Linked DNA regions of Homo sapiens: region 2 is linked to region 1. A link is a contact called in ENCODE Hi-C or POLR2A ChIA-PET data. All regions are on one chromosome and are shown on one strand. The core of a region is the stretch at or near the end of the contact, and the rest is flanking DNA. Distances in the headings are between cores, read along the strand shown.

Evidence for each region. Hi-C counts contacts between places; a loop is a spot of excess contacts on that map. ChIA-PET counts read pairs that join two places held with the same protein, here RNA polymerase II (POLR2A). Pooled maps may share reads with other maps.
Region 2: a loop to region 1 is called in a pooled map, with 2.2 times the contacts of the local background. The contact joins two enhancer-like sites. A Hi-C loop is called at or near these places in 2 of 50 pooled maps. POLR2A ChIA-PET finds 5 or more read pairs at or near these places in 5 of 52 experiments (BJ, GM10248, HepG2 and 2 more).

Annotation. Positions count from the first base shown.
Region 1 is chr14:102,553,595-102,557,785 of GRCh38, reverse strand. It overlaps LINC02323 (long intergenic non-protein coding RNA 2323), which reads right to left. Exons shown (of 3, transcript NR_146561.1): 3 at 1,960-3,076. Among named protein-coding and RNA genes, the nearest start is that of LINC02323, 10 kb to the right of the region's middle. RefSeq lists an enhancer at 940-1,440 and silencers at 2,122-2,541, 2,582-2,651. Within about 2 kb of position 2,070, at least 23 of the 41 ENCODE cell types and tissues checked have a DNase peak (open chromatin) inside an H3K27ac peak, as active enhancers do.
Region 2 is chr14:102,805,757-102,809,947 of GRCh38, reverse strand. All of the region lies in intron 1 of TRAF3 (TNF receptor associated factor 3), which reads right to left. Among named protein-coding and RNA genes, the nearest start is that of TRAF3, 30 kb to the right of the region's middle. RefSeq lists a silencer at 105-264 and an enhancer at 4,158-4,191. Within about 2 kb of position 2,332, at least 7 of the 41 ENCODE cell types and tissues checked have a DNase peak (open chromatin) inside an H3K27ac peak, as active enhancers do.

The DNA of each region.
Region 1 (4,191 bases), core at 821-3,320:
TCTAACCACAACCCCCAGGTGACCAGGGTGCTCCCTCCATCCTCGTGTGAATGGGGTGGTCAGGCCATATCGTGGGCATTTCCTGAGCTTCCACAGAAGCAATGCCAAGGTTTGGTCTTCCACCTCAAAGCTGGGCCCCGCACACGTGATGTGAGTCCAGGGGTTCACAGAGAGGCTGGCCCTAGTGAGAGTGGGGCTGGGGGCCCTAGGGCTACCCCTGATGGGGAGGGGAACTCCCATCCCTGGGAGAGGGGCATGAGGATCTCTGAGCATGGAGGACCACACACATCTCTTCATTGTGTGGCCCTCCCTGCCTCCCGGCACCCACATCCATGAGCTGGGTGATCCCTGCGGTTTGTTGATTGGCTGACTGATCCTTGGCAGGGCTGACACCGATGCCCCCCACGGCTGGGCAGGGGATGCTGGGACCAATAGAGGTCCCCATGGTGTCACAGGCAGCTCCTTAGACACTCCAAGCGAGTTCAGGTGCCAAGGTACCAAGGAAAAAGGAGACAGCAGGCCGAGAGACCAGAATCTGGGGGGCCTGAAGGCTACCAGGGAGAGGGGAGGCTTCAGGGCAGGAGGACGCCCACTGTCTGACAGGTTTTATCCACACCATGTCCCAGCTGCAGCGGACAAGGTCCTGTCTCCTGGCAAGAGAAAGCAGGCTCAGAGTGGCAGGCTTTACCTCAGGACACCGCAGGGAGGGCACTACACCTGGGGCCGGTCCTAGCACTCTCAGTGAACCCGTCAAGTCAACCAGTCTGTCCCCTGAGGGGTGGGCTGGACCAGCGGAGCCATCCAGACTCCCCACTCCTCTGCCTTTTTTGTTGTTGTTTTGGAGACAGTCTCGCTCTGTCACCCAGGCTAGAGTGCAATGGCATAATCTTGGCTCATTGCAACCTCCGCCTCCTGGGTTTGAGCAATTCTCCTGCCTCAGCCTCCCGAGTAGCTGGGATTACAGGTGCAAACCACCATGCCTGGCTAATTTTTGCATTTTTAGTAGAGATGGGGTTTTACCATGTTGGCCAGGCTGATCTTGAGCCCCTGACCTCAAGTGATCCACCTGCCTTGGCCTCCCAAAGTGCTGGGATTACAGGTGTGAGCCACCGTGCCCGGCCAAGCAATGTCCCTTCCACCTCACCCCATCCCCACTGGTCAGAACTGCAGGGAAACCCAGTCTCTGGCAGTGTGGTGGTTCTGACCAGTGGAGGTGGGGTGGTGAGGGGCGCCGGGGCCAGCAGCTGTTGAGAAGCCACTGACCCTATGCCTGCGACACGCCTGGTGGGCCCAGTCCTGGGTCCATGGGCTCTGGGGGGCAGAGATCAGGCCCAATCCTCCTTGGGCCCCACTGCACCCTAGAGCAGCTGATGGTGACTGAGACGAGGCCTTGGAGATCCTAGGCTGGGAGGGCCCAGGTTGGACCTGCCAGGTTCGCTGTCCTCAGCCAGGCCAGGTGTAGGGCTAACCACAGCACTGGCGGGATCATGGCCCTGCCCCACTGCCCAGCCCAAGCTGGGAGCAGGCAACCTGGGCCTGGACAGGTGCGGGTCACCCACCCTCACCCTCACCTCAGCCTCAGCCTCCTCCTCCAGATGCCAGATGCTGGAGGCGGAGGCGGCCCCTCACAACTCCTCAGGCCCCTCCGGGACGCTGTGGGTTTTTTTTTTTTTTTCTTTTTTTTGAGACGGAGTCTCCCTCTGTCGCCCAGGCTGGAGTGCAGTGGCACGATCTCGGCTCACTGACCTTAGCCTCCCGGGTCCAAGCAATTCTCCTATCTCAGCCTACCGAGTAGCTGGGATTACAGGCGCCGGCCACCACGTCCAGCTAATTTTTGTATTTTTAGTAGAGACGGGGTTTCACCAAATTGGTAAGGCTGGTCTCGAACTCCTGACCTCAGGTGATCCACCTGCCTCGGCCTCCCAAAGTGCTGGGATTACAGGCGTGAGCCACCGCGCCTTGCCCTGTGGGGTTTTTTATTTTGGCAGAGGGAGGAGATTTAAGGAAAGAACAACCCGGCTATAAGCCCGAGGGGCTGCTGTGACCCCGCCCCCGTTGTCCACATAAGGAAAATGAGGTCCCGGGAGAGCGGACCAGCACCAGGTCTTCCAGAGAAGCTTCCCTGGGGTCTCCGCGCTGGCGGGGTCTCTCCGCCGCCTCCCCCGCCGCCGGGTCTTTGTCTCGCGGTCACTACGGCTGCGCTTCCGCGCTCTCGCGGCCGCCGGCGGGGCTTTTCCCGGGGGAGCGAGGGCCAGGCCCGGCGTGGGTGGGCGCGGAGGCAGGGGCCGCGGCCTGGACGCCAATGTCAGCGCGAGGGTCGCCCCCGGGACCCGTAGGGCGGGACCGGCCTAGGCCTCCCGCAGGCTCTGCCGTCACCTTCAGGTCGGAGCACGGGGTCCCCTCCCGGCAAATGGGCGCGGAGGAAAGCGAAACGGCCTCGGCGCCGTCCTGCTGTTCCCCACGGGGCGGGGGCAGGACCCGGAAGCCTGGCGCCCCCCGCCCCCCGAGTCTGCGGCCCCACCGGCCCCCACCGGCCGATCGTCCTGGGGGGTCCGAGCCTTTCTGCTGCGGCCCCGCCGGGCACGTGGATGCGAGTCCACGCGGTTGGGGAGGTCGCTGGAAACGGGGCGCAGCAGGTGCTGGTTGCCTGGGAGCGACTGTCGGTGTTCTGAACACAACGTGGCGGCCCGGGTTGAGTCGATTCATTCATCTAACGCCCAGGAGCCAGTCCATGGCAAGCCTGGGCTGGCGCTGGCCTGGGCGCGACAAGACCCAAAGCGAGGTGGCCTCGCCCCAGCCAAGTGGCTGCCCCAGTGACTACCCGGTCCCGGATTTAAGCAGAGCTCAGCCGGGATCTGAAGATGTAGGAGGCCACCAGGAAGGGCACTGAGCGCTGAGGGAACGTCCTGGACAAAGGCCCAGAGGTTCGAAGTCTGCGGCCTTTCACCAGCTGAAAGAAAAGCTCATCGCAGGAGTGAGGGGCCAGAAGACAAGTCCCAGAGAGGGAAGGGGCTGGGACCTGTGCGCAAGTACTGCGCTTGGGCTGCGACCTGTGCAATCCCATAGGGTCCTGAGCCTAGAAGAGACCACACTTGGTTTTAATATGCTGCTGTTGCCATCTTGAAATTCTTAATAATTTTTTAACAAGAGTCCCTGTAGTTTCTTTCTCTCTCTTTCCTTCCTTCCTTTCTTCCTTTTTTTTTTTTTTTTTTTTTTTTTGTGAGACAGAGTTTCGCTCTTGTCCCCCAGGCTGGAGTGCAATGGCATGCTATGATCTCGGCTCAACTGCAACCTCCGACTCCTGGGTTCAAGTGATTCTCCTGCCTCAGCCTCCCAAGTAGCTGGGATTACAGGCATGTGCCACCACACCCGACTAAATTTGTATTTTTAGTAGAGACGGGGGTTTCTCCATATTGGTCAGGCTGGTCTCGAACTCCCGACCTCAGGTGATCCACCCATCTTGGCCTCCCAAAGTGCTGGGATTACAGGCATGAGCCACCGTGCCTGGCCCGTAGTTTCATTTTACAGTAGCCTGCCCTATAAGGAGCATGGCAGAGCCAAGGGAGAGTTTGTTATGTTTTTTTTTAAACACTGATAAAAATATACATAGCAAAATTTACCATTATAGTTTTTTTTTTCTTTTTTTTTTTGAGACAGTCTCGCTCTGTCGCCCAGGCTGGAACACAGTGGCATAAACTTGGTTTACTTTGCAACCTCTGCCTCCCAGTTTCAAGCAATTCTCGTGTTTCAGCCTCCCAAGTAGCTGAGATTACAGGCGTGCGCCACCACGCATGGCTAACTTTTGTATTTTTAGTAGAGACAGGGTTTCACCATGTTGGCCAGGCTGATATTGAACTCCTGACCTCAGGTGATCCACCCACCTTGGCCTCCCAAAGTGTTGGGATTACAGACAGGCATGAGCCACCACACCTGGCCAGCATTCCTTTTAAATAATATACCACATTCAATTAAAAAAAAAAATTAGCCAGGTGTGCCCGAGGTGGGAAGATCACTTGAGCCCAAGAGGTTTAGGCTGTAGTTACCTGTGATCTCTCCACTGTACTCCAGCCTGGGCGACAGAGTGGGACCCTGTATCAAAATTAAATAAACAAACAAAGATAACACATTAGTTTATTCCTTTACCAGTTGATGGATAATTGGGTTGTTTCTAGTTTGGGACAATTGTGCATA
Region 2 (4,191 bases), core at 1,083-3,582, 250 kb before region 1:
ATGGATGGAGTATGTTTCATCAGTTTAACTTCAATCAGATGAACTTTCAAAAGCCAAACTGAGGTTTCCCTTTAAAGATCTGTTCTTGCCTACATGGTCTTTAAAAGTCTATGCTGTGGGCCAAGCGCGGTGGCTCATGCCTGTAATCCCAGCACTTTAGGAGGCCGAGGCGGGCAGATCACGAGGTCAGGAGATTGAGACCATCCTGGCTAACATGGTGAAACCCCATCTCTACTAAAAATACAAAAAATTAGCCGGGTGTGGTGGCGAGCGCCTGTGGTCCCAGCTACTCAGGAGACAGACAGGAGAATAGCATGAACCTGGGAGGCGGCGCTTGCAGTGAGCCGAGATTGCGCCCCTGAACTCCAGCCTGGGCAACAGAGCAAGACTCCGTCTCAAAAAAAAAAAAAAAAAAAAAGTCTATGCTGTGAAAGATTTTATTATAAAGCTTAAAAATAATCCTCATTTGGGATACATTCCATTTCCAGGAGACACAGAGCTTTAAGAAAGTCACTCTAGGCCAGGCGCGGTGGCTCACGCCTGTAATCTCAGCACTTTGGGAGGCTGAAGCAGGCAGATCACCTGAGGTGAGGAGTTTCAGACCAGCCTGGCCAACTGGTGAAACCCCGTCTCTACTAAAAATACAAAAATTAGCCGGGTGCGGCCAGGCACAGTGGCTCATGCCTGTAATCCCAGCACTTTGAGAGGCCAAGGCAGGCAGATCACGAGGTCAGGAGATTAAGACCATCCTGGCTAACACAGTGAAACCCAGTCTTTACTAAAAATACAAAAAATTAGCCGCGTGTAGTGGCACGCACCTGTAGTCCCAGCTACTTGGGAGGCTGAGGCAGGAGAATCTCTCGAACCTGGGAGGCAGAAGCTGCAGTAAGCAGGGATCGCGCCACTGCACTCCAGCCTGGGTGACAGAGCGAGACGCCATCTCAAAATAAATAAATAAATAAATATTAGCTGGGTGTGATGGCGCGCACCTGTAATCCCAGCTGCTCGGGAGGCTGAGGCAGGAGAATCACTTGAACCCAAGAGGTGGAGGCTGCAGTGAGCTGAGATCGTGCCACTGCACTGCAGCCTGGGCAACAGCGTAAGACTGTCTTAAAAAAAAAAAAAGTCAATCTATCACCATGCTCAAGACAATCAAATTAAAACTACAACTAAAATTTTTCTAGAAACAGCCATTGGTCATTCGACTCAGAGGACATATTTTCCCCAAATACTGAAAATGTGCCTTTAATATTTACATTATGTCCTGTAAAATGCGTCTATAGCTAGGGTCCACCTTCTAGACCAATTTGGAAGTTTTTCTGTTCCAACAAATCCTCTTAAATAACTTCTCAGACATTTCCTTCCCTTGGAGGCTGCCTTGGAAGCCCTCTAGCACCTGACTAGTATGGTTCTTCTTTTCTTTTTTTTTTTTTTTGAGATGGAGTCTCGCTCTGTTGCCCAGGCTGGAGTGCAGTGGCACAATCTCGGCTCACTTCAACCTCTGCCTCCTGGGTTCAAGCAATTCTCCTGCCTCAGCCTCCTGAGTAGCTAAGATTACAGGCATGTGCCACCACACCCGGCTAATTTTTGTATTTGTAGTAAAGGTGGGGTTTCACCATCTTGGCCAGGCTAGTCTCAAACTCCTGACCTCAGGTGATTCGCCTGTCTCAGCCTCCCAAAGTGCTGGGATTACAGGTGTGAGCCACCGCACCTGGCCTAGTGTGTTCTTCTTTCACATCCATCTCCATTGCGAAACTTAGGAATGCTCCAGTATCAGCCTGTGGCAAACCAGGGACGTGGCCAAAGTGACTCTCTGTGCCCTCCCCTCCCACTTCCTGTCCATCCAAAACAACCGCCAAATAAATGCACAGTTATAAACACCTGGACCATGCATTCCATCCATGCATTCCTTCACCTCTAACAAAATAAAATTTCATTTCTTTCAGACGTGTCTTAAGGACTAGTGGAGCATAGAGGTATGCTGCCTCAACTTCCTTCCAGTACTGATTTGCATGTTGGAGTAATTATGCCAAGGCCATGGTGCTAGTTTTCCATTTCCTTTTTCGTAAAAAGGCCAACTAACTCACCATGCTCTACTTCAAAAGCTTACTAACAACATCACTATGCGCCTACCTTTCTGTGTGCCATAAAAACAGGGTGGAACATTTGCCAGCTGTAGGGATAAGAGAGCTCCCCTGGAGCTGTGGTCGCTGCCCTCATGCCTCACCACTAATGGCTTAGTTCTTTTAATACTCTGAAAGGTGAGGAAAAAATAACTGACAGAAAAATCCCCTACACAAAAACCCCAACTCTGCGGGAAGGAGGGCAGGTCCCTGTGAATCATCCACCCATCCTCCAAGTGAAAGGCAGCACAGGTGAGTGAGTTATCATCTAAAGATGGCCAAAGCAAGAGGACTGCTTGAGGCCAGGAGACCAAGACCGGCCTGGGCAGCATAGCAAGACCCCATCTCCACAAGAAAATAAACATGGCTAGTAGAAAGGGACACAGCCCTGTGGGGATGGCTGAGGAGGAAACTGTAGGACACAGGCAACAGGACTCCAGGTGCAGGCATGGAGAGACTGAGGCCCCAGGCCCCTGGAGAAAGGAGGACAAGGCAGCAGGCAGGACAGGCAGTGTCCAGGGGGAACAATGATGGCCTCCTGGGCAGGCAGGCTCCTGGGGCTGAAGCTGGGGCAGCAGGGAGACGCAAGACCTTATCAGGAGGAATGCAGGGTGCACTGAATGCAGTCAGAGGCCGTAAAGGGTTTTCAGGGAAGGGCAGGAGGCCACCTATGTTTAGATCTCTCTGACAGCAGCATGGAGAAAGGCCTGGAGAAAACTGGGGTGAAGTGGATAGACAAGTTGGGGCCACCGGCATCAGCAGAAGGCTTGCCTGGGCTGGGGACCAGGGACGTGGGAAAACAGGGTGCAGAAGTGAGCACCAACGACAGATTGTGAGAGAAGAGGGACCAAGAAATGCTCCCCAGTCTTCTAGCATCTGGATGGGGGTAGGGAGGAATCAAGAGCTTCACTAGAGACAGGTTAGGTGTCATTCAAGCAATAACACCCAGTGGCCCCAGTCATGCCCCATTCACTCACTCTCAAGGTTTGTGGACAAAACGCCTCCTTGTCCTGCAGGTCCGGGACAATGAGCCCCTCTGAGACCAGCTGTATGAAGCACTCCACTCTTGACCTCCCCCCAGCCCTGCCAGGCCCCCTCTATTCTTCTGGAATCAGCACATGGACTTCCCTGTCTTCAAGGTCTGCCTTAGAACACAGGCCTCATGACTACAGGGAGCTGCCCATATCATTTCCTGCCATGCCCTGGTACACAGGAGGGTGCCCGGCACATACCAAGGACTCAATAGCTGTTAAATAAATATGCAGGTCCGAAGCTGAAGCTCAAGGGGCAGCTTGGACTAAAGACATAAGTTTGGGGAACTTGGGAACCACAGCTGGAAAATTATTTTATTTTTCTAATGGTATCTACTCAAAAATTCCCATTCTGCTAACCAAAGTTTTGATGTAAATTATGGCATGTTGGGAAGGGTTTATCCAGACTGGCTTGATGGACTTCTGGGCACTCTAGCCTCCAAGTGCCCTCTGCTGTTTAATGACTAAAGAGACTGAATTTCTGTAGAAAGTACCTCACCTTATGAAAACATAAAATCTTAACAGTCATACATTCACTAGAAATCAAGAAGAGTATGGTGAATGAACAATTTCCAAGCCACGGTTTCTCAACCTTGGCGCAACTAACATTTTGAACCCGAAAACTCTTTGCTGTAGGGATATGCTGAGCACTGCAGGGTGTTCACAGCATCCCTCGTTCTACTTACCAATGCCAGTGGCATCCCCCACCCCACTTCTGAAGGTTTCCAGACACTGCAAAATGCCCCCTAGGGTACGAAACTGCACCCCACCCCCACCCCACCAACTCCATCTCTGGATGAGAACCACTGTCCCAGACCCAGTGGTCTTTCCATGTAACTACAACCAAGGAAACAGGAATCAAATTTAGTTAAGTTTGAAATGTTCACTTAAAAACAACTAGTCCAAATGACATCCTCTAGTGAAACTAAAAGTAAAACAGGTATGTACTCACACAAACCATCCCAGTGAGGTTTTGAACCATGACATCAAAACATGCTGACATTTCCTTTGAAGAGTCTGGGTCTAAATTGGACAAT